5 separate regions of the Homo sapiens genome follow, and all the other regions are linked to region 1. Evidence: chromatin loops called from intact Hi-C (ENCODE). Cell type or tissue: heart left ventricle. All regions are shown on one strand.

The links. A loop is a pair of places that touch in the nucleus more often than their neighbours do. Peaks named below come from ENCODE experiments on the same cell type or tissue, not always from the same donor. Only the 100,000 strongest peaks of a DNase experiment are listed, where the experiment ranks them.
Region 2: it touches region 1 in a loop (3-fold over the local background); 61 of 110 quality-filtered maps call a loop at or near these places.
Region 3: a loop joins it to region 1, with 2.5 times the contacts of the local background. A loop is called at or near these places in 27 of 110 quality-filtered maps.
Region 4: a loop joins it to region 1, with 2.2 times the contacts of the local background. A loop is called at or near these places in 52 of 110 quality-filtered maps.
Region 5: it touches region 1 in a loop (2.8-fold over the local background); 73 of 110 quality-filtered maps call a loop at or near these places.

Annotation. Positions count from the first base shown.
Region 1 is chr4:169,616,912-169,621,911 of GRCh38, forward strand. CLCN3 (chloride voltage-gated channel 3) reads left to right here and starts at 3,667. Exons shown (of 13, transcript NM_001829.4): 1 at 3,667-4,152. RefSeq lists enhancers at 2,845-2,914, 3,475-3,524, 3,595-3,824, 4,015-4,124. In heart left ventricle, CTCF peaks have their summits at 2,725 (motif pointing left) and 3,555; a DNase peak (open chromatin) is centred at 3,550; H3K4me3 peaks cover 2,767 bases; H3K27ac peaks cover 1,883 bases.
Region 2 is chr4:170,023,566-170,028,565 of GRCh38, forward strand. It overlaps MFAP3L (microfibril associated protein 3 like), which reads right to left and starts at 2,830. Exons shown (of 3, transcript NM_021647.8): 1 at 2,669-2,830. RefSeq lists silencers at 2,638-2,727, 2,808-3,207, 3,666-3,735 and enhancers at 3,207-3,926, 3,916-4,055. In heart left ventricle, a CTCF peak has its summit at 2,804; DNase peaks (open chromatin) are centred at 2,926 and 3,816; H3K4me3 peaks cover 2,655 bases; H3K27ac peaks cover 706 bases.
Region 3 is chr4:169,702,308-169,707,307 of GRCh38, forward strand. CLCN3 (chloride voltage-gated channel 3) reads left to right here. Exons shown (of 13, transcript NM_001829.4): 10 at 1,691-1,877; 11 at 4,561-4,959. Among named protein-coding and RNA genes, the nearest start is that of HPF1, 53 kb to the right of the region's middle. In heart left ventricle, no CTCF peak of the experiment used is centred here; no DNase peak of the experiment used is centred here.
Region 4 is chr4:169,712,644-169,717,643 of GRCh38, forward strand. CLCN3 (chloride voltage-gated channel 3) reads left to right here. Exons shown (of 13, transcript NM_001829.4): 12 at 436-652. Among named protein-coding and RNA genes, the nearest start is that of HPF1, 43 kb to the right of the region's middle. In heart left ventricle, no CTCF peak of the experiment used is centred here; no DNase peak of the experiment used is centred here.
Region 5 is chr4:169,664,459-169,669,458 of GRCh38, forward strand. All of the region lies in intron 2 of CLCN3 (chloride voltage-gated channel 3), which reads left to right. Among named protein-coding and RNA genes, the nearest start is that of CLCN3, 46 kb to the left of the region's middle. In heart left ventricle, no CTCF peak of the experiment used is centred here; no DNase peak of the experiment used is centred here; H3K27ac peaks cover 226 bases.

The DNA.
Region 1 (5,000 bases):
AGGTTTTTTTATTTCAAGGGAAGTTCAGAGTAACTTTACTGGTCCAGGGAGCAAGATAGAAGAAACTGAGATATGATTCCCAGTGCTCTTTACTTTGCCACTTCTATAAAATAGCATCATCCAACTTGCCACTCCCAGAGAGAGAATTGCTGACAGAGGGCAAGGTTTATACCACCTCCACTCACTGGTAATGTCTATCATTTGTTTCTCTTGTTTCAATCTGCCAGGGTTCCAGATATACTAGTGAACAGGCTATCCTACACCTGGTTGTAATTGGTAAACTCTTACACTGTGAGTCAATCTTTTTGTCCTTTTTCCCTTTCCTTGAGGCCCCAAGAGTTTTGTTGGTTGGTTGGTGGCAGAAGTGTGAAGCTAATTTAAATATTGGTTGAGTATTCGTTATTAACTTAAACTCCAACCAGTCCTAGCCCAAAAATCTGATTTACAGTGGAAGAAACTGACCCTTTTCACATAACTTATTTTGCTGTGTCTCCAAATACTTCCTGTATACTGGGGGCCTTTTAAAAAATGCATACTGAGACTTGTGGTTAAAAGATGAATTTAAGCACCCTATGGTAGGCAAGATAACACCCCCTGCCCCACCGCCCCAATCCCTGGAACCAGTGAATATATCAGATTACATGGCAAGGGGGACTTATATATGATATGAGAAACATTCAGCCTTCCATTGCTGGCTTTGAAGATGGAGGAAGTGGACAATGAGCCAAGGAAGTCAAGTGACCTCTAGAAGCTGCAAAAGGCATGGAAGTGGATTCTCCCCTAGAGCCTGTAAAAGAAAACAGCCCTGCCAACACCTTGATTTTTTTTTTTTTTTTTTTTTTTTGAGACAGAGTTTTGCTCTTGTTGCCCAGGCTGGAGTGCAATGGTGCAATCTTGGCTCACCACAACCTCCACCTCCCGGGTTCAAGTGATTCTCCCGCCTCAGTCTCCCAAGTGGCTGGGATTACAGGCATGTGCCAACAAACTTGGCTAATCTTGTATTTTTAGTAGAGATGGGGTTTCTCCATGTTGGTGAGGCTGGTCTTGAACTCCCAACCTCAGGTGATCCGTCCATCTTGGCCTCCCAAAGTGCTGGGATTACAGGCGTGAGCCACCACATGTGGCACCAAGAGGTTGCCCAGCCAACATCTTGATTTTTAACCAGTGAGCCCTATGTCAGACTTTTACCCTACAGAACTCTAAGATCAAAAATTTGTACTGTTTCAAGCCACTAAATTTGTGGGAATTTGTTACAACAGCACTTGGATACTAATACAAACTCTTCTTAGGGTTCTGGGAGCAGTTATTTACGGTACAGAGATCAGGTGGGCTGTTAAATTATTTTCATATGGGAGAAAAGCCCACAGTTGGATCTGTAAACCTCCTTACTGGGAATTATCTCAGCCCTAAGAAGTTCCTTCTTAATCACTCCCACTAAAATAAGGGATGTGGTAAGAATGCCAATCAATCAGCATCCTTTCTGTAGTATTTACCACGATGGAATGAGATCAGGCTGAAAGTATTCACATTAGGGCACTTAAAATGTACCAAAGATCTGGCTATGGTGCTTACCCTGTGTTTCCTCCCACCAGTCTGTTGAACAGGAAGTTCAACATCACCAGATTCTCTGACAAAAACACCAGAGGAATTACAGAGAACGTTTTTTCCCAGATGCGATCTATTGTTTTATCACCAAGCAATCACATACCACATTGTTTAAATATATTGCCCCATATGTAACACAGTGTTTCTGACTGAGCACCTTGGATCAACTGGGAAGAGTTAAACACAGGAATGCTTAGGTCCAACATTGAAACAATTAAGACAGGATTTCTGGGAGTGGGACCTAAGCAAGGATATTTTTCTGAAGCTCCCTAGATGGCTCTGATGCAAAGTGAAGATTGAGAACTACTGGTGCGATGATTATGTATGCCAGAGACCATGACTTTAAGTTCTTATAAAGGAATAAGGTAGTACATAATAGGGATAATATTACAAAAAACCAAACGTACAAATAGACTTGTTCTTGCACACTTAAGAGAGATCCTTGGAACAATCCTCCATTAAGAAACTACGACACTACCATGAAATAATTTTTCATCCTTATAGAAAGCAGGTAAGATTGACTAATAGACCACAACTACTGTCTACATTCTCAAAATCCATGTGCCTTTCCAAAATTAGCTACGTAACTACAGTGAGAGAGAAAAAAAAATGTGAGTAAATGTCTTGTGAAAAATTCCACTTGGTTTGGAAAAATTTTTGCCTGCTTTTCCACATTTTCTAAGAAGAATCTAAAGATCTTGGCCAACAGTGTCCCAGGTAAGAGAAAATCGTGCTTGGGTATTTCCATAGTTCTACAAACTCTACCTGGATAAAAGTAATGAAAGAGGTCCTAAGAAGCTTGACCGCACTGTGATCACCACCATGGGCACTATACCAGCTCTGAAGCCCAGAACTGTCTTTGAGAATATTCAATGCTGCCCTAGAAGAAATAGGAGAACAAAACTCACGTGTTCCTAGCCTGCAAAACAGTCGGTGGAGCACGTATATGTAAAAATAGAAAAGGCTGGCAAGACCAGGTCATATTTAATATTCATGAGGCACAAGATATACAACACGCACTTAATATTCATTAATCAGTATATATTCATAATATACTAAATATACAGGAGATATTAAACGTTCACGGGTCTTAATTCTGCCACCCAGTGGAGACACTCAAAAGTGATCTCGCCAAAGAAATGCAAAACCTGTACCTGCCCACCAGGCTATTAGCATGCTACTGCTGTGGCCACCATTCTTTCACTGCATCGCCCTGCCCTGCATCGGAATATAGCACCTTGAACACGGGATCAGGTTTACTGAATTCTGTGACCCACGCTGGGAGCTCAATAAATGTTTGCTAAACGGAAATGAACCCAATTCAGACCGTGTAGAAACCCCAGATTATATCTTTTCTCCAAACATTCAATTTCCAAGCAGTATTTTTGAAAATGCGTGATGGCTAAATTCGAGTTATCCTTTTTGTATGTATGTTAGGCACACAACCGGCGATGACATACAAGGCGAGGTGACACCACTGCACTCCCAGCCCGCACGTCACCTATAAGCACAGGGGGCTTTTGGTGCTGGTTTATTTTTGAAGGCTGGTACTTCTCTTCGATCTAAGTTTTAGGAACCTGTGCTCGTCGACGGCTGCCAATACTTTTTATTTTCAAGGCTGACGCTCGCCAGAGTTTCACAAGCTGCTCCCGGACGCTGTGGTCTCTCGCTAGAGTGGATCCGAACTCTGCGTGACGCTGGGAACGGCCAGCGTCTGTTGCCTCACGAAAACATCTCCCACAAGGTGGCCGCCTCGCGCGAGGTCAGCAGCAGGGCAAACAGGGATGCGTGAGTGACTGACGTGAGCTAATCGCTAATGACAGGCTTCACAGCCCCGGCGGCCCTCAGAGCCAGGCACCTCGCACCCCTCCTCCTCCTCGAGACCCAGTCCCGGCCCGCCCACCGTTCCCACGCCGCCCAATAGGCGCCGACGCTACTCAGCGAGTGGCCGGAGGAGGAGGTGTTGGGACGGCCGGACGCTGAACGGCCGTTCACGTCAACGTAGTGACGTCACGCGTCGACGCTGGGGCGTACCTTTCGGGCTCCTGACTCCTGCCGCTTCTCTTCCCCTTCCGTGGGTCAGGGCCGGTCCGGTCCGGAACCTGCAGCCCCTTTCCCAGTGTTCTAGTTCGCCCGTGACCCGGAATAATGAGCAAGGAGGGTGTGGTGGGTTGAAAGCCATCCTACTTTACTCCCGAGTTAGAGCATGGATTCAGTTTTAGTCTTAAGGGGGAAGTGAGATTGGAGATTTTTATTTTTAATTTTGGGCAGAAGCAGGTTGACTCTAGGGATCTCCAGAGCGAGAGGATTTAACTTCATGTTGCTCCCGTGTTTGAAGGAGGACAATAAAAGTCCCACCGGGCAAAATTTTCGTAACCTCTGCGGTAGAAAACGTCAGGTATCTTTTAAATCGCGATAGTTTTCGCTGTGTCAGGCTTTCTTCGGTGGAGCTCCGAGGGTAGCTAGGTTCTAGGTTTGAAACAGATGCAGAATCCAAAGGCAGCGCAAAAAACAGCCACCGATTTTGCTATGTCTCTGAGCTGCGAGGTGAGTTGCATTGTATGAGCGAAGAGTTGTCAGCTCTCCTGTTCACAGATTTTGGGTCAACTGTGAGGCCACAGCGCTCATCTTGGTTTCTCTTACAATGTACCTACATAATGTTGAAAGGTACATCGTGAATTGGGATGCTAACCCATCCTGATTAGGTATATACCCTCAGACATTCTTTAAAATTTCACACATCTGCTTCAGGAACCGTCGAAGGACCTCTGAATAAAATGGAAGTGGGTTCCAGGAGAAGATTAACTTTAAACTTAGAGGAGTGGGTTTTACTTTCGCTAAATTTTCCCCAATTTAAAAATAATATTCAGTTTTTCTATCTTTAGATATATATGTATGTAAAATATTTTTTGTGTATATATATTTGTGGTTTGATCTTAAACTTGACCAGAAACTGCCTTAGAATCTCAGAAATTGACTTTGCATGTGGTATGCTTTGTTTGTATGGCATTTTAAAACTGCGGAGCATATAGAAGATAATTACATATGCATTGTGCATATTAGAAACTGAGATTTCTGTTTCCTTTAGAAAGAAATTCCTGTTCATGGAATTGAATCAACAGCGACCATACCTTTTACACAGATATATAATTCAAAAGTTCAGTTCTACAAACGTAAACTTTTGGAGCTATGCAGTTCAGTTACTGCAGCATCATTGTGGCTTGTATAATTGTTGAATCTTTCCAGAAATGCTTTTACTTTCATCTTTAAAGAGTTAATTTAGAAGATTTTTTTTTATGAGGTCGGTATGGAAATAACTGCGTCCCTTTGTGAGTCACTACAAAATAATATTTGTTCAGTTCAGGAGTACATATGGGAGTTAAAGTGCTTGTGTA
Region 2 (5,000 bases), 410 kb after region 1:
ACCGCAATGTGATATGCCATAGATTGAAAACATTGTCAAAGTTTTAAGTGTCCTCCTGGCCTTGGCTAGGAAAGACAAGTCACACCCTAAGTGCTGGGTTAGATGCCAACTTAGGGGAGTGATAGTATCTGCATGATTTCTAAATTCCAAAAACTAACACTTGTTTAACAAATCTGGCTAGGCTGTGTTGAGGTTAAAAGCAACTTGGCTACAATATTTATTTGTATTCCAGTATCTAAAAGTTCTTGCATTAAAAAGTAGAATAAAAAGTCCAAATTAAGCACAATTTAAAATGCCTCGAGTATTTAAATTGCAAGCCAAATAGGAATTGGATAAATTAAGGTCACAGGGATTGGGGGATAGATCTATTTTTAAAGGGAGTAATTTGCTGTAAATGTCTAATGTCACCAACAACATCATACAGTCTAGAAATCTAAACACATGGAAATAAACCTAAAAATCACGTGCCTAGCAAGTGAGCTGCAAGAACCCAATAGTTAACTACAAAAGAGAAGAAATGATCACCTTTTTTTGTAACATGCCTACAAAGTCTATTTTTTTCTTCATGAGCAGTAATAAAACCCCTTTTCAACCTAACTCCTGTTGTTTTTTTGAGTTTTAGGTTAGGGAAATGTGGACTTTTTGAAGCCAAGGGCAGTATGTAAGTAAGTCTTTGATTAAATTTCATCGTGTCTCTTAACACTGAGAAAATACTTAGGATTTGTACTTAGGATTTGTGGATCGAGAAGGGGGCCTATTGATCTGTATTAAACCTCACATTCACAAAAAGTAAACTGAGGCCTTGCTGCTTCCTCCAGGTCAGGAAGAACCCAAGGCTAAGGGGAGACTCTAGCTACTTCTACTGGGGAATGTCACCTGAGGATATGAGACCTGCTGTTCAGGATAAGGTGTACATGCAGGCAGTACTTCATGAAAGATTTTAAACTTGATGCATTTTTATAGAAAAGAGAAGCACAATTATTCAATATTTGTGTTGGAGTTTTCAAACTTATTTTTCTATAAATGTATTTAGAAATAAATTTAGGATGAGTGAACATCACCAACCAGACTATTTGGCTAAAATGGGGGACTGCAGGTTCTAATTCATAAAAATGGTAATCATGTTGTTGCTACTGCTGTTGTCTGGATGTTTCAAGCCTTTCCTATTATTAAACCTCGGTTATGCAGCATCACAGGACAGAGCCAACTCTATACTGGGGGAAATCACCCCAGAGAGTATCCAGAATTAGAGCTGGAGCCATCTCAGGCTTGCAAGCAAGCACCAACCTTAAAGCCTACCCACAACTCAATGAAAAGTCAATGCATTTCTAAAGTCTATTAAGGTCTATAAAGAATGTAAACAATTGTTTTGTAATAAGCTTAATGAATAAAACAACTGAACCCACTAAGTGGTACTTATAGAAAAGAGGCTTGAGAATTTAGCTTTAGTTAGCAGAACTAGTTCCCACTAGAACAGGATTGTTTATCTTGCCCCTATTAGATACAATAATCCTAATAGTGTTAATGGTACTAAATGTTTTAGGAATAAACAACTGTAGAAACCACACTGGGACCTACAAATTGCACTTTCTGTGTAAGTAAAATGTCAGAAGAACTACACTGTTATAACTTACGGTCTCATGAAACGACATTTTTTTCCATCTTGTATTTCATCTTGAAGGATTTTACTATGTTCAGCATAGTAGCAACTGAAAAAAATGTGTTTCATCTAGAAACAAAAGTGAGAAAACTACAAAAAACACTGAGCTTCTGCAATGCTCGGTTTCCAAGTTTTTAACATTAAATCGAAGATAACGCAAAATAAAGATTGCCACAGTAACCAAACTTTTCTGCTAAGTATCCTTAAAAATAATGACAGTTCGATCGTATCTTAACTGTTTTCTACAATGTGAGCAGATAATACACCTACAAACCTTTTTTTGCTACCTTGCTTTATAAAGCTTGCAAGTTTTTTTTTCAGGGCTGGAGAAGACAGCTTAATGATCAAGCTTAAAATAAATCGGTTCTGCAATCACTCTGTATTTTAATCCGATGAAGCACGTTTCCCCATTCCACGCCATGAAGCAATTCGATGTCAACTTGTTATGGAGTCAAATGCGACAAACTCCGAGAGCTTCAGTAGCGAGGCGGCGGCTCGCAGCACCCACAGCCGCCCGCACTCCTGCGGCATCAGGACACGGCGCCCTCCCGACGCGGAACCCGCATTCACGTTCTCCGGAGCCCTGGCCAGCGCACGCTCCTCCCTGTCCGGGTAAACTGAGGCACAGCGATGAGAGAGATCCAGAGCCCAGCGAAAGCCCCCACGGCTGTTCGGCGTCCCCTTCCCCCACGACACCTAGGAGGCTCGCCGGCAGCTGGCAGTGGATTCCGCGCTCCTCGCCCTCGGAAGGTTACGGTTCGAGCCCAGGATGCGGCAGTCCCCAAACGGCCAGCCCCCGCCCCGCACGGATCTCGAAGCATCCTGCGACCCCCTGGAGCCCGCTGCCCGGACCCTGCGGCGTCTCGCAGCGCAGCCTCCGCCGCAGTCTCAGCCAGCCCAAACACCCGAAAGTTCGGCGGCCCCGGCGCCGACTCGGCCGCCGACCCGGTGCGGGGCTGGCTCCCACCCGTGCCCCTCCGCCCCGGCCCGCCGGGGGCCCCCGCTAACCTGACACCGCCGCGCCACTCAGGTGGCCGCCGTGCACCCCTCGCCATGGCCAGCCCGACAGCGGCCGCTGCGCCGCACTCTGCGCCGGACGCCCGGTAGCGCCTACTGCGGGCGAGCCGCCTCCGCCGGCGCCTCACAGCGTTGCGAGCTGCGCCGCCGGCTGCCGGGAGCGCGGAGCTTCCCACCTACAGGAGCCTGGGCCGGCCGGGGCCGAGCATGCCCAGTGCGGCTCGCCGGGCGGCGCGGAGGCGCGGGTGTAGCCGCCGGGTTTTCGCGGCAGCCGCGGGCGGGGGCAGCGGGGCGGGCGGTGCGGCGCGAGCCAGTCGGTGCTGCGGAGCGGCCCCGCGGAGGAGCCACCGGAGGCTGTAGTTGCCGGGGAGTCCCGCATTCAGTCCGCTCAGCCTCTGGGCCGGGCCTCGGCGGCCCCCAGAGCCCCACACCCGCAGGCCCAGGGCCTCCGCGGCAGCGCGGGACTCTCACTCCGCTCTCTCTCCCGCCCGGGGCTTCCACCGCAACTTCTGTGGGCGTCGCATCGCACGCGTGTTCAAGGACACCCAGGAAAAGGCTTCTTAGGGTCCCATCCTGGGGCGCTAAATGGGAACCAGTCAACCCACCCCCAAGCCTACCCTGTCTCCTTGCAATCAAATGCAATCACGAGCAAACCACCTTGCTTCCGAAAGCTTCTCAGGCCTTCCCGGGCGACTGCGCTGTAAGTCTTAAACGTCTCTTAAAGCAAAGTCCACAGATGGAAGAGTCTGGAAAAAAACCCAGCGGGCCGTTCCCTGGTGACTTTCTGAGTGGTGGGGTTCCAGGAATTTTTTTTTCATTTTCTTTAAAAATATTATTTGTAATTTCCACGTTTTTTCTAATGAACCATAAGTTGATTTTTTAATTAAAAAGTAGAGTACTCTAAAATTATTAAGTACCTACAGAAGTTTCGCTACACGATCCTGCAATGTTAGTGGCTTCTTCTCCTCCTTATCTCCCTTTTTTTTTTTTTTTTTTTAATTTTAAAAGAGAACAGAGACTCTCAATTTCTGGGGCGGGACCAGGCTCCTTCCCCCGGCTTTTTAGTGCCCGCCCTCTTGGCCACACCCCACTCCGGCCTTTTTACTCCCGTACCGCCCTCTTCCCGGTGGGTTGCTGCGAAAACCCGGAAAGGTGGACTTTCCACATTGACGCTCCCGGCGGCTCCGGCAGCCAGACTGGGCATGTTCCGCCGCCGGGTCAGGCATTGCTGTGCCAAGAGAGGAGCTTTAGCAACTCTCAGTCTCTCTGCTCCTCTCTGTTCCTGGCAAACTGGCAAAGTAGTGCCTCTGACCCCACGCCCCGAGGTCGGACCTGCAGAAGTGGGTCAGGACCCGACTGAGCATGCTCCGGGCAGTGCCAGGCTGCCGCACGCGGCTGCATCTGGTTGCCCAAGGTTGATGTAGCCGCGGTCTCTCGTCACGACATCGAAGCTCGGGAAACGGATGGAAGCAGGGCTCTAGAGAGGCACGATTGCATCGACACGTGGGCAGGTCGCCCATGCCAAGGGCCATGTTGGTGGGTGGGTGCGTGGGATCTGTCGTATGAGTGAGTCAAAGCCTGATTTTTTCCCCCAAAAAGATTGAAATGAGATATCATATTTTAACATTAGTTTTATGGCATCTTGAATAGCAACACATTTTAGCTCAAGGAATTTTTCAGCTGTCCTTTTGAGAAACGTAAATTTTCTTTGTTTTTAAGTATTTAATAAGCATTCTTTACAATTGCACCACAGCGCGAACTTTCCACCTGCTTTATTAATTATGACATTTGTGTCCCCACTATTAAAATATTCCGCAGTATTATATCCCGTTTTCTTCTCCAGCATTTCTGCATTCACTCTGACTCTATTTCCTCCCCTCCCCCATCTCTTTTAAATTCTCAGACAACCTGCAAAATGCACTCTTGCTATCTTAGAAACCACTTGAGGTCGGTGTGGGGAACTTGCTTTTAATTCTCATTTAGAGAAGACAGTACTGAAATGGAGAAAAGTCACAGGGAAAGTACTTTTACAGATTGTAGATTAGTAAAGAACCCAAAGAGAGCCTTTCATTGAGAGCAGAAAGGCGAATGGAATTCGCTGTTTTCTGTCTAAGGAGGAGGAGGATGGGCAGGCAGGTCAGCTGCCCAGTGGGGCTTGGTGTGATAGTGGGAGTCACCCTTCATTTGAACCTCTCTGCCTTGCCCAGCTCCAGTTCAGCTTCAGCGTGGTCAGAGACACTATCTCTATGGAAGGTCACTCCTGGAAGAATACATTTACTTAGCTGCTTCCACCATGGAATCCTAGCTTGTGCTGGAGTGTCCC
Region 3 (5,000 bases), 85 kb after region 1:
GCCATAGGAAATGCATTTCTTCAGTAAAACTTAAAAGTCAAAATTAGTCTTTAAAACAACATGAATCTCCTTGTACATCTCCATCAGAGCTCTTGGAAGACCAGGTGCATTATTAGTGATGAGTAATGTTTTAAAAGGAATCTTTTTGTCTGAGCAGTAGGTCTCAACAGTGGGCTTAAAATAGTTAGTAAACCATGCTGTAAACAGATATGCTGTTATCCAGGCTTTGTTATTCCATTTATAGAGCACAGAGAGAGTAGATTGGCATAATTTAAGGATTACTTAAAAAAAAAGTCTTTGATTACTCTCAAAAAAAAGTCACGTCTCTCACTTTATATCAACAGCTAAAAATGGCCAGGTATTGTGGCTCACGCCTGTAATCTCCATGCTTTGGGAGGCCAAGGCAGAAGGATCACTTGAGGTCAGGAGTTAGAGACTAACCTGGGCAACATAGTAAGACCCATCTCTACAAAAAAAAAAAAAAAAAAAAGAAAGCCAGGTGTGGTGGTGCACGCCTGTAGTCCCAGCTACTCACGAGGCTGAGTCGGCAGGATCACGCCCAGCCAAGAGACGTGACTTCTGCTTTCAGTTGTACACTTAGAGACCATTGTAGGGTTCTTAGTTGGACTAATTTCAATATCATTGGGTCTCAGGGAATAGGGAAGCCTGAGAAGAGGGAGAGACAGGGGAACAGCCAGTTAGTGGAGCAGTCAGACCACATACAACACTTATTAAGTTCACTTTCTTCTATGGGCATGGTTCATGGTGCAGTAAAACAACTGTAACAGGAACATCAAAGATCATTAATCACAGAGCACTGTAACATATAATAATAGTGAAAATTTTCAAAGTATTGAGAGAATTAGCAAAATATGATACAGAGACACAAAGTGACCACATGCTGTTGGAAAAGTAGTGCTGATGGACTAGCTTGATGCAAGGATGTCATAAACCTCAATTTGTGAAAACTGCAACATGTGTGAAGCACAGTAACACAAAGCATAGTAAAACAAGATATGTCTGTATATCAGTCAAAATATTGGGCAACTCTGATAAGTTTGTCCACTTAACATTGTACCACTTAAGATGAATAGCATCTACCATTTCCGTCATTTGTAAATATATAGGAGGACATAATCACATAATCTTGAAGTAAAAGACAGTGCTTAAAACTGAATCAGTTAAGTTTTATGAAAAATACTTCATATTGTACTTTTAAAAATATATATTTTTTAATTTCAATAGCTTTTGGGTTACAAGTGGTTTTGGTTACGTGGATGAATTCTATAATGGTGAAGTCTAAGATTTTACTGCAACTGTCACCCAAGTAGTATATATTGTATCCAGCATATTGTCCTTTTTTTTTTCTTTTTTTTTTTTCATTTCACCATGGACTAATGAAAATTTTGTTAGGGACTGACATTAGGGCACCCTTGAGCTACCTTGAGCTAAAGGAAATAACCCTTGAATTTTTTTCTGTTTGGCCTAGAGAATGTGGTTTGTTTTGTAACTGAATTCATGGGATTGTTAAGGTACAAGATTTTGCTTTAGTTTTATTTGTACTAGGATTTTGCTATATTAATACAATGTGAAAAGAATCAAAAGTGTTAGAAATAAATGCATAGAATGTAAGTTTCAGGCATGTGAGTAGAGGATCTCTGCTCCATAAAGAGTTCTGTTGTTGTTATAGGTTCCATCAGGCTTGTTCATCCCCAGCATGGCCATTGGAGCGATCGCAGGAAGGATTGTGGGGATTGCGGTGGAGCAGCTTGCCTACTATCACCACGACTGGTTTATCTTTAAGGAGTGGTGTGAGGTCGGGGCTGATTGCATTACACCTGGCCTTTATGCCATGGTTGGTGCTGCTGCATGCTTAGGTAATATGGCTGTGTCTGCCTGTGTGTGGATGTTTGCAAGTCTGAGAGAGCCAAGAGAAAGTGGGACACATTCTTGCTTAATTGGTGGGCGGATTGGTTGAGTAAAGGAGGGTGCCAGGAGGAGATGTTTTAACAGATAAGAAACAGTAGTACTATTAGGGTATTATACAGTACCGGTTTTCTGTCTTACAACATTTGTTAATACAAGAATTTAATGGCATTAGCATATTGTAATATAACTTAATACACTATGGCAGAAGCCATCTAAGTACAACATAAGCTTAATTTGAATCCTGACCAAAGATGTCTTTGATTCTTTCATCGTTAAGGATCTTGGCTTACCTATAACAACTATAGCATAATACCTAAGATTAGCATTGCAACAGAGTTTCAGAGTAGGTTTACTTTGGTTCTGAAATGATTTATTGTTAGCCTTAGTAAAAGATGTATTTACCCATGCTCCATCATCTAAGGTATATTTGTAACAAAATGAGAAAAGGTAACTTCATTTTAATGAGAAGAAAAGCAAAATACCTACATTAAGTACTTGAGTCTATTTAATGTCTGTTAGGGCAGGAAAAAATGGTTATTGCTTTTCATATTTAAAATATCAGCTACACTCTGGTGATAATATTAATGGTTGCCATTTTGACCAGTTTTGTTTAGTGAATAAAAATTATGTGATTATTGATCTTTAAAAATGTAATATCAATTAAAAGGAAAGGACAGACTCATTTTCACCAAAGTAGCAAGTATTTATTAAATGTCCACTTTCTTTTTAGCATTGTGCTAGATACAGTGCATAATACAAAAAGAACATGGACCCAATCTCGACTCTAATCAAGTTGAGGAGACAAGATGAACACTGAGAATACAATAGTGAGGAATACTAACAAATATATACAAGGTTAAAAGAGTCTAAGTATGGTAGGAATATAGGGGAAGAAAGAGCTGAAGTACTTCAGGAAGAGTAGAACATGAGCTTTATTTAAAAGATTAGCAGAATTTAAGGAAAAGGTGACTTTGTTGAAGATTATAATGTGAAGACAAAGGAACGAGGATGGGAATAAATTTTGTATTCATGAGGCTTTGAAGAAATTGACTCTAGAGAGTATATTTTGGGTACTTTTGGGAAATGAAGTTGGATTAGTGAGAAGGAACAGATTATGAAAAGACAAGAAACCTGATTAATGTCAGGATGATTTTATATTTGAAGTTGGTCAGATTTATGGCAGTCCTGGCTTTGCCATTTTTAGTTTGATGACTTTGAGAAAGTTCCTTCTTGAAGTTTTAATTTTCTGTATATAAAAAGTAATAACACCTGGTGATCTGCTAGGTTTGTTTTGAGGATTATATGAGATAAAATGCATGCAAAACTGTTATAATAGTGCCTGGTAAAATAAGTGCCTAGTTTTAAAAACAAGTCTTTGTAAACTGCTTAGGACATGCCTGGTATAGGGTAGGTATGTAATACATAGTAGGTAGGATCTGTCTCCTTGCTATTTTTAGGTAAAAAAACAAAAGGAAGAGCTTCAGCTTAATACAGTATGAACTGACGAGCCCTGGTAGGTTTTTGAGCAAAAGAGCAACACAGTAAAAGTAGTACTTAGGAAAGATTAACAAGGGAACATGGCTTATACAGTGGTAATGGGGCCTGGAGTCAAGGAGGTAAGATAAAATGGTATTATAATTAAGGAATAGCCAGGCACGATGGCACATGCATGTAATGCCAGCTACTGGAGAGGCTGAGGTGGGAGGATCATGGGAGTCCAGGAGTTTGAGACCAGCCTGGGCAACTGAGTGAGACCCCAAATCCTAAAAAATACAAAGTAAAAAAGGAATAAAGTCATGAGGGCTTGGACTGGATTGATAACAGTGAGAATACCGAGAAAGGGACCATAGGCAGTGTGAACGCAGCTCACTGCAGCCTCAAACCCCAGCCCAAACGAGCCTCCCACCTCAGCCTCCCAAGTAGCTGGGACCACAGACATACACCACCATGCATGACTACTTTTTTTAGTTTTTACTTTTGTAGAGACAGGGTCTCACTGTATTGCCCAGGCTGGTCTCAAACTCCTTGACTTAAGTGATCTTCCTGCCTTGGCCTCCCAAAGTGATTACAGGCATGAGCCACAGTGCCTGGCCCAAATAGTTTTCTGTGAGTGAATATTACTTGCATCGTTAATGTAAATCAAAGGCATCAAAGTATTTTACTCTTTTTGAAAAAAATTTAGAGGAGAAATTTATTATATTAATATTCTACCCATATATGAGTTTAATTTGTAAATTGTAGCAAAGCATGATGTGCTTTACTAAATTCCTTTATAATTAGAATAAGCTTTTATAAGGGTGAAATTATGTCTTTGCTACAGCACTAAACCAAAATGGCAAAATTGTTTTAGTCGGTAAGCTTTGCTTTTTTAAAATATGAAATAAACAGGTTTTTAAAATGTTATTTTAATAGTCTTCTCTGTTATAAACAAAGAAAATTGGTGTTTCTCTAGAGCTTATTAAAAGTAGTGATTATTGTCCTAAAAGAGGAGTAGCAGTTTTAGATGCTAATGCTTTTCCCTGACTGAGTTCTATTTGCCATTTAGTTTTAACTGCCTAGTGCAAAAATTCTAATAAAATGTAATGATGAGGATCCTGTCCTTCCTGACCAGTGGGTGCTTACTTTTTTCAGGTGGTGTGACAAGAATGACTGTCTCCCTGGTGGTTATTGTTTTTGAGCTTACTGGAGGCTTGGAATATATTGTTCCCCTTATGGCTGCAGTCATGACCAGTAAATGGGTTGGAGATGCCTTTGGCAGGGAAGGCATTTATGAAGCACACATCCGATTAAATGGATACCCTTTCTTGGATGCAAAAGAAGAATTCACTCATACCACCCTGGCTGCTGACGTTATGAGACCTCGAAGGAATGATCCTCCCTTAGCTGTCCTGACACAGGACAATATGACAGTGGATGATATAGAAAACATGATTAATGAAACCAGCTACAATGGATTTCCTGTCATAATGTCAAAAGAATCTCAGAGATTAGTGGGATTTGCCCTCAGAAGAGACCTGACAATTGCAATAGGTACCCTTTCAAAAATATATATATGTATATATGAGATGGAT
Region 4 (5,000 bases), 96 kb after region 1:
CTCTCTTTAGTGCCACCTCCAGTGCAGAATAAGTAACATTCAGCAGAGGCAGGTTTCATTTGATAATGGATTCCTATAATAAACTGCGCTCAGAATTTGTGCAGGTTTTAAAATCCCGTATTCCAAACCCACTTCCTTAGCCCCCAAGTTAGAAAACAGCTTCAGTAAAGAAAATTGTACGATGATATAACTTTACCAAAAAATAATTTCTTTCCATGAAGATGATATATTATTGTTGACTTCTAATTCAATCAAATATAAACAATTGCTAAATGGCTTTTCAGTTGACTCCTTTCTTGGTTAAGGAGAAGATAGGAAAAAATGAAGGGATCAGAAGTCATAGGATACATTAATTTTTTTTATCTCTGAATAAACAGGTTGCCTACTTAAAAATCTATCAGTTTAAAAGTGTTGGTCTCTTCTCTCTCTTTTCAGAAAGTGCCAGGAAAAAACAAGAAGGTATCGTTGGCAGTTCTCGGGTGTGTTTTGCACAGCACACCCCATCTCTTCCAGCAGAAAGTCCTCGGCCATTGAAGCTTCGAAGCATTCTTGACATGAGCCCTTTTACAGTGACAGACCACACCCCAATGGAGATCGTGGTGGATATTTTCCGAAAGCTGGGACTGAGGCAGTGCCTTGTAACTCACAATGGGTAAGTCTGGTACCACAGGAATCAGTTCACTTGCTAGAATATAGGATCCTTTTTAGTGGAATCTATATAGTTATTAGGGGAGCATGTGAGTCAGCTCCCAGGTGGGAAAGTCTGTCCTATGGTATAGTCACAAATATAGGATCAGTCAATCAAATTTCACATTTACTAAGGAATAAGAAAGATGTCATCTGCCTGCTCTTTGCCAAACAGTGACATTTGTAAATAATACCTCAAAGTTGGAAAAGAGGTGCTGAAAGATCTCCAGCATGAAAGCATGTTGAGCTTAGAGTGCTTCTTTTCCTAGGGAAGAGTGGACCTAACCTGCATGGAGCACTGCAAAAACCTGTTTTATTTTTGTAAATGTTTCATTTTTAGTATATAAATTTCTAGTACAATAATAAGTTTCTAGATATTTTGCTATTTACTCTTTCAGCCAATATTTGATTTATCATGTAATGAAGGAAAGAATATATACTTAAATGAAATTTGTAAATGAGCTAAAAATCTCCTTTAACAAATGCTTTGTTTCCTTTTGTCTACCTTTCTCTATACACAAATCTTTTATATTTATATAACTGCTAAGGACAAATAAATACTCATGTATTTAAAATGTATACATTGATAATTTATTTTTCCACCTTTTACACATGAACTGCCAGTGTTTCTCCATTGACAGGAATATAGGAAAGAAACAGATGTCACGGGGGTTGTGGAGACCTTAATGCACAGAATTGATTTAGCAAATACACTACTTCGTCACCACTGCTCTCTTTTCCTGGACCTGGGATCTGTTTCTCCACACTTCTTTCTTTAGGACCCTTCATTTCCACTATATATTCTTTCTTGTTGAACTTAAGAATGTTGTTTTATCCGAAGGCAAATACCAAAAAACAGAGGGTATTCTTGGATTATGCATAAACTGGATGGCTAATCCTGAACAGCGTAAAGCTGGTTGAAATTCTAAACAGAGAATCATAGCAGTTTTTTGTTGTTTTTTTTTTTTAACATGTTGTAGAAAACACATTGGTGACAGAATACATGACTCCTGTCCAGAGAAAGGAGAGAAAAAGAACAGAAAGGAAGGAAATTTGTTTATTGAACACCTTCATATTTTCTCATTTAACTTTGCAGGACCTCTGCAAAGTAGGTAGTTATAGCCCTACTTTACAGATGTAGTAATTAAAGCTCAAGAAGCTTTAATAATTTGCCCAAAGTCATGTGGTGAACAAGTCATGGTTCAAGGAATCAGACTGTCTTTCCTACTTTAAAACCCAGCCTCTTGCTACTATTTTGCACTGTAAGTGACTGATAGAAATCCTCTTTCTTTGTGATTTCTTAAACTACTAAAACATTTTCTTGGCCAATATATTAGATTGAGTTAAGAATAGAAATATGAAACTAGAGAATTAGATCTATGTTTAGTGTTTTTCACTGCGCTAATTAAAATAACTCTTTAGGAATATGAAGTAAATCATTAAAGAGATAAAGCCCTTAAAGGCAGGGAGTTTAGAATTATTAAATTCTAATAATTTAGATACTGATTGGAGAAGAGATGTATTCATAAGTTATTATTGTTACTATTTGTCTTTGTGTAATATTGTTTGATTAAATGATGGCACCGACTTCATTAAGTTTAAAAACTCAGTACTAGTTAAATGGGGCAACTTTTCATAAAGCTTTGCTAGTCCTTGAGCCCTTTTATTTGTTAAATGGCTCAACTGGAACCTAAGCTGAGTTGTTACAAACTATTATTTGCTTCAAGTTGTTTTCTGTTCCTGGCATGGCTTTTTCTTTTGTGTACTGACAAATATAAATGTTATTCTGTTGAGTTATGGTTAACTATGAACACAGAACTGTTAGGGATTAATTTTCATATTTCAGTTTGTTGATTAATTCCCAGGTATTTGGCAGCATAGATATTAGAAAGGAAAATATTTAAAAGAAAGTGTAAAAATAACGAAGTGTATAGAGCGAGGGGTGGATAGCTAATTAAAATTTTGTCTGGTCCTGCCTGTTCATATGAAAAAAGGGGTTGGACTTTCTTCTAAGGGAATATATTAAATTGCTTTCATCATATTTTCCTTATTTCTGTCTGTCAAGGAAAATAAATTGATACATATATGGGGAGAAAAGAGATCATTTAGGGAAGTGGCTCATGGGACTTTTTGTTTTGTTTGAAGTGTATTAGGAAGTCGGGTGTTTTTTTTCTCACTTAAATTATTTAAAACCCAGAAAAGAAATGATATCTTCTGGTTTTTAAAGGAGACCATGAAGTTCTGCATAGCTATCATTGATGTGTAGTTCATACTGCATTTTTAGAAGTGGAAAATAGTTATTTGGAGGAAGATAACAAATCTGGAACCTTAGGTGCAAGGAGAAAAAGAATAGATGAAAGGGAAAGATGTTTGTAAATTATAAAAATTTCAATTAGCTATTGGTTTTCTGCACTTTATATTTTAACTGCAGAATTTTTCAAAATCAGTTAATCTTGGTGGAATTAGCAGGATGTTAATAGGAGTGACTCAGAAAAAACATTTTGTGACTGTCTAAGTTTGGAAAGTATTGGATTAAATACAATTGAGGTTTCTTTACTATGGAACTCCTCAGAACTTATAATATGTTGATATTCTTTGATTCCCAGATGAGGGGATGGGTAATAGGATACATGGTTTTCCAGACTTGTTTGAAAATGCAACTATTTTTGGGTTGCAGGGAAGGATATAGTAGAACTCATGGGAACTGGTGTTTCTTGGAACATGCTTTGGAAATGCTGGGTTATGCCCTGTTAACTCTTACATCATTAGTTTTTAGCCCAAAAGGAAACAGCAAATAATGTTTTATATGAGCCACATTTTGCGTTGATTTTCCTTCCACTCTGTAAAATTACTAAAGCAGCACTCTGACTTTATTATGCTCAAATCGCTCTTCTCCATTAATGTGTGTTTCTCCATCTTTTAGGGTTTTTACTTTATAAATACAGAGATTACTGTGTAAAATTCTAAATTTGCCACTGGGTCGTTATACATTTGTAACCTTCCTCACAGTATATTTTGTGATTTGGCAGAGTTTACCAATATAGATGATACTAACTGAAATTAATCATTCTGTATAATTGGATAGAAAAGCATGAGTAAGAATTCAATTGGTATTATATTTAATTAATTGCCAAGATTTTCACATTTCCTGACTACAACAATAAAATCAAATGAATTGATGGCTTAAAAAAAAGAAATCTCAAATGTTTAGTCAATGAAGAACATCTATTGAATGAGTGAATGTTCATTATATATAGTGCATTTTCTGAGCTTTTTTGGAGGGGGAAGTTGCTCCCATGCTCTGAGAACTTTTAAGGATCGATACATTATTTTTAACATAATAATGAGAAAACATGAGCAGAGAACCCATTTCTGTCATTCCCATTCTCTATCCTCCTGCTCCCCCACCTCCCACCCCAGCCATCAAGCTAAGTAACTATTTTACACCTGGACGTAGCTATAGGAACAGGCTACTTTGAAGTCTCCTAGTGACATCCTTCAAGTCTGAATGTTCAAAGGCAGTTTAACAGGGAGGTTGACTTAATGAGATCATCAAGGAAATGTCCAGTCATCCTGAAGGGTATTTTGGATGGGCTTCCAGAATTTAAAGATTAAAGTTTTTTTAAGGTTTTTTTATTTTCACTGTTTATATTGCCACATTAATTTCCATTATAAAACCAGTAACCATAGTTTTGTTTTAATTAGCAATCTAATTATTTTCATGTATCCTCATTATGAGAATTTATGTCCATCACTTTGCTTGATGTGATAACAGTGACATGCTAAATGAGAAACAATTGTTATTTAGAAAAAAATGCACAAAGTGAAAGTCCTTTTAATCCCTAATCATAAATACATTTTATTAGCTTACTTTAAGAAGTGGCAGTCACAGCTCCTGAACATTAGGGAGTGTTTCTTTTGGTCAGCATTATTTATTTAGTGCACATTGCCTTTAATTTTAATTTGAAATTATAGTAAAATCCACGGGAGTTTTTAAGTCTCCTCACAGCCTTTTGCTACCTTTTCACCAAGGTAGATCCAGATGATAACTGCTGTGTTGTGACATCATAGAAATTAGAAAAATATTTTCCTCTGAGGAAAGAACATTGTAAATGAAACTCTACATATCAGAGGTCTATAGCTATGTATCAATATTAAGTTTCTTTTGTACTTTGCTTTGTAGTCATCTTCATTCCAAACTTTCATAATTATTATTTTTACTTTAAAAAGAAAAATAACCCACCAATATTGAAGATTAGTATTGTGTCACTTTTGAAAGTCAGTAGAATTTATGCAAAAGGAACCTGGAACTT
Region 5 (5,000 bases), 48 kb after region 1:
GCAGGCTCTTTGTAAAATGATTTTAGGATTCAGATACTTATTATATTTTTATTGGCCCTAATATTTTATCCAACTAGAAAATTAAACCTCTTCTTAAAAATTAATCCATCTAAGTGTCTGTAAATTAAAGGAACAACTAAAGATTCTTTATTTGGTGTCAGAAACTCCTTGTTTCTACAACAGTAGTATAAAACAAAGCCTGTTTTTAAATGTACTTTTCCCACAGTATCTGAATTTCAAATCTTCAATAAAATCTGGTTCATATTACTACCTCTAGCTTGATTTTCTAAAAATAGCTGACACTTTAGTATGGTTAATTTTATGCCATCTCATGGCTTGTCAGAAATGCTTTGTATCAAGATTTCCGAGTGTGAACAGATTTCCTGCCGCATTGATTAAGTTTGTAATTTTGGCTATTTTCCCAGCATCGAGGTTTCTGCTTTGCGTTTATGCAGGAGACTGGTAGTTTAAATTGAACTTTAAGGTTTTGTTTCTTGTTTTTAAGTTAACATATGTTTAATTTCTAGTTTCTTTGTAGCCCTTTGCAACTTTAATTAGGTCATAAAATGGATTTACTCTAGTTTCTCTAACAAATTTTATAAATTTATGAAATATGAAATTTAGCAAATTTTATAAACCTTTTTATTCATGTATTGTACAGCTCATCATATTTGCAGACATAATAATTGAATGTGGAACTTGTTTCCAATTACACAGATGTCTTAATATCCACCTTATCATCTCTAACTAAGGATGTGGCTTTTTATTTTGAGGTGGCAACAGAACAGAAAAGAAAACAGTGAATTGAGTAATGGGCTTAGTATTGCTGCTGCCTGGTTGTGTATCTTTGGTAAACTTCTTTGAGATTTGGCATTAACTTGCAAGTCTTTGCAGTTTAGACAGTTAAATATGACTGAATGGCTGAACAAATTTTAATAGCGTATGCTTCTTTTTTGCTATTTATTTACCCAGTAGACATTTAATTGACCACCTGCTAAATGTGAGGCACTATTCTTGCCATTACCTTTTTAATCTTTGATTTGGAGTCTGCTAACATTCTGGAACTTCCACTATCAACTTAGAACGTTTACTTTCCCATCCCTTACCAGGATGGCCATTTCTTATCAGTAGGGTCACAGAGAGAGAAAAAAAAAAACCATCTGGGGCTAGACTTCCTGCTCTTAACATACAGAAGCAAATAGGTTGTGAAGGAATACATAGTATTTTGGATTTCTGCCTCTTCCTTCCATAATTTTTTTAAAAAGGTTCATATGTTTTATGTGTGTCTTATGTAACAGTAATCTGCATTATGAACTTAAATGACGAGGATCACCATTTCACATCTTTGGAGATTGATCACAGAGGTAATAAGTAACTCTTTTTAAATAACTATATGCATCATTTTTCATGTAAAACTATTATTTGGATAAACCCCTTTGAGAAAAGGCTTAGGCTCCTGCCAGTGTCACTGTGATATTTACTAATAAGCTCAGTTTAAGGCGCAGCAATTAAGGTTGTGTTGTTTTTTTTTTTTTAAGTTCAGTTCAGCAAATATATGTGGAAAGCTTGTGGGTAAAATTATATTTGTATTTTTGGGAAAGCAGACAATTTTATTAATGCCTATATTTTTCTAGTTCAGTGTTTGTCAAACTTCAAGTTTTAACATGTTGATCATGAAACCAGTTGACTTGTGACCAGTATTTTAAAAGGAAAGATTAAAAAAACAAAATAAAATATCAGTATATACCAAGTAGTAAGAGTAAGCATTGTTTACTAAACTTTGGTTTTATTTAAGTACATATCTATATACTATGTCAGTGAGAAACATTTCTCCACTTCATGTTTGAAAAACATTTCAAAAGCTAAGAAAAAGTTTGAAAACCTGTTTGTAAGTACACCTGGGGTAAAGGTACACCCTGTGGCATAAGATGTCGGGAACAACTGAGGGTAAGAATGGGGATGCATTACTATCGTAAACTTCTGCTAAAGCATAAGGATGTGAGTGCTGGGAGCAAAGCAGTGCTCACCACTTCTGCAATTTTCTATTGCAGCATTTTAAATAATATGGGAAAAAGTGGACTGCAACCAAAGGCAAAGAGGGATGGTGATGGTGAAGGGTAAGATTGTATTTATTGTCCAAAGGCTAAGTGCATATACATATGTGTTTGGGAGAAGGCATCACGTAATAGTTCTTAACCTACTCTGAGAGAAGGTTGTCCACATTTCTTAAAGTATACATGTAAACCAACAATGAAATTATTTTAGTGACTTGAGAATCAAAGTGCTAGAGTTTGAATCCCTGTTCTACTACTTGCTAGCGGTGTGACCTTGGGCCTGTTTAACTCTTGACACCTTGTTTTCCAAATTTATAAAGTGGAGATAATAATATCTGTCACATTGTGTTGTTGTGAGGATTATATGAACTAATATATGTAATGTCCTGAGAACAATGTCTGGTACACATTAAGTTAATTAAAATTAGCTGTTCTTACTGTTATTATTAGACATGAGCTAGATAACAGTGGCCTCTACATGGGAAAGATTATTTTAATTCTGATGTAGTTCAGTTTATCTATTTTTTTTATTTTTGTCCCTTTTGCATTGATGTCATATCTAAAAAACCTGCCTAACTCAGGATCACAAAAATTTACTCCTGTATTTTATAATTTTAGCTCTTTAGATCTAGGATCCATTTTTAGCTAATTTTTATATATGGTGTGAGGTAGGGGTACGGTTTCATTCTTTTGCACGTGAATAGCCAGTTGTCCCAGCATCATTTATTCAAAAGACTATTCTTTCCTCACTAGAAAAAATATTTCTTTAAAGAATAATGAATCCTTTTTTTTTTCTTTTTAACCGCTGTTACTCAGTTGGAAAAAGAATAATGAATAATTTTAAGTAATTTTCCTACAGGTAAATTTAAGTCTTTATGTTTAGATTACACATATTAGGAAATAATGGATTTGTATTCCATAGGTATGCTTGATCTTTATAAAGTTCCCTGTCTCTGGAAAAACTAAAATAAGGCAAAACAATCTTCTTAGTAGAGTTATTTTTACAAGAAAGTTGCAAGCCAGTTTTAGTTCATCGATTGGATAATTTTTCCTGCTTGCTGGAGGTATTTCAGTATTGGTAATACCTGAACTATGAGATGCATGAATGATGCATTTTAGGAATTTGTTTCTGTGTCCATACCAGGCATAATGAATTAAGTTATCTGTTAAAAATACAGGATTTTTGCTCAATATACAGTTGTAGAAGAACTCATTGTCCAAATTTTTAAGACTTTTTTTTCTTTTTTTTTTTGAGATGGATCTCGCTCTGTCGCCCAGGTTGGAGTGCAGTGGCACAACCTCCACTCACTGCAACCTCCACCTCCAGGGTTCAAGTGATTCTGCTGCCTCAGCTTCCCGAGTAGCTGGGACTACAGGCATATGCCACTATGCCCGCCTGATTTTTTTTAGTAGAGATGGGGTTTCACCATATTGGCCAGGCTGCTCTTGAACTCCTGACCTCGTGATCCACCTGCCTCAGCCTCCCAAAGTTCTGAGATTACAGGTGTGAGCCACCGCGCCCGGCCAGACATTTTTTTTTTTTTTTTTTTTTTTGCTGTCTTTGTCATATTGTTAGTCTTTTGGTTAAGCGATATTATAACTTAGTCATATGAGTAATATAATGCAACATGCTGAATTGTGTGTGTGAGAGGGGGTTGTTTTTTGTTTGTTATTTGTTTTTTAAATAGAGATGAGATCTCACTGTGTTTCCCAGGCTCCCTTGAACTCCTGGGCTCAGATGATATAGCCTCCTGCCACAGCGTCCTGATTAGCTGGGACTACAGGTGTGCACCACTACACGTGGCTTTCCTGATGAAATTTTAAATACCCAAATATTTGAGCAGAAATAATAGCTTGTGTTTATTGTTTTTCTACTATCTGTCAAGTATAGTATTAAATGTTTTACATAATTTGTCTCCAGTCCACATACAATACTCTAGTAGAAGTGGGTAACAAAACCAAGGTACTCAAAGAGGTTAATAAGTAACTTGCGCTGGATCACAGAACTAACGGGAGGCAGGGCTGGAATTTGACTCTAGGTCTTTCTGACCTCAAAGTGCAGTAAAGTCATGGAATTTCTCTACTAGGCCACCTGGAAGAAAAGTGATCTTTTTTCCAGTCTTTTTTGTTACTGTTTTTCAGCCAGGAGATAGTAGAGTTAGGTAGTAGAATAGTAGTCACTGGCATCCGGTAGTCAGCCCTCCAAAAAAGTTTTTGATTTTTTTTTTTTTTTGTCTTAAACTTGGAAGCTACTAACTTTCAGGTCATACTTTCTTATCATCCAAGAGCTGGATATTTAGGTAGCAGAAACTATGGAATTATCCTAAGTCCTCTTGAAGCTTCAGCTGTTAAAATTAATTGGTTCTGATTAACACTGTGCTCAAGATTTACATTTCTAGGAGCCACAGTTTGATTGGTCTAACTTGGATCTATGTGTTTTCTTTAGCTGGGGAGGAGAAGGTATCTTGATTGATACCTTCACCAGGACTGCATGCAGTGAGGGACAGAAGTTTCCTTAAAATAATTGGGTTCTGTTATAGGAAGAAGGGGAAGGAGATACCAAGTGGGCAAAACAATCAGGTTCTATTACATAAATAATAAACCTAATGTGACGATAATAAATGGATAATATGATTATTTTAAGTTTGGAAATATACCTGGTTATTAGTATTGGATATCTGGTAGTGGGGTTGGAGAAAAAGTCGAGAATAAGAAAAGACTTAAAATCGTAAAAATTAACTGGAAAAGAGGATGGCTGAGCAGATACATATATGTTAGATAATGTTCATAATGGCAAACCAACCTGAAGATTTGTTTAAATTGTAGTATGTAGCCAGGTGTGGTGGTGCTTGCCTGCAGTCCCAACTACTTGGGAGGCTGAGGCAGGATGATTGCTTGAGCCTAGGTTTGAGGCTACAGTGAGCTATGTTTCCACCACTGCTTTCC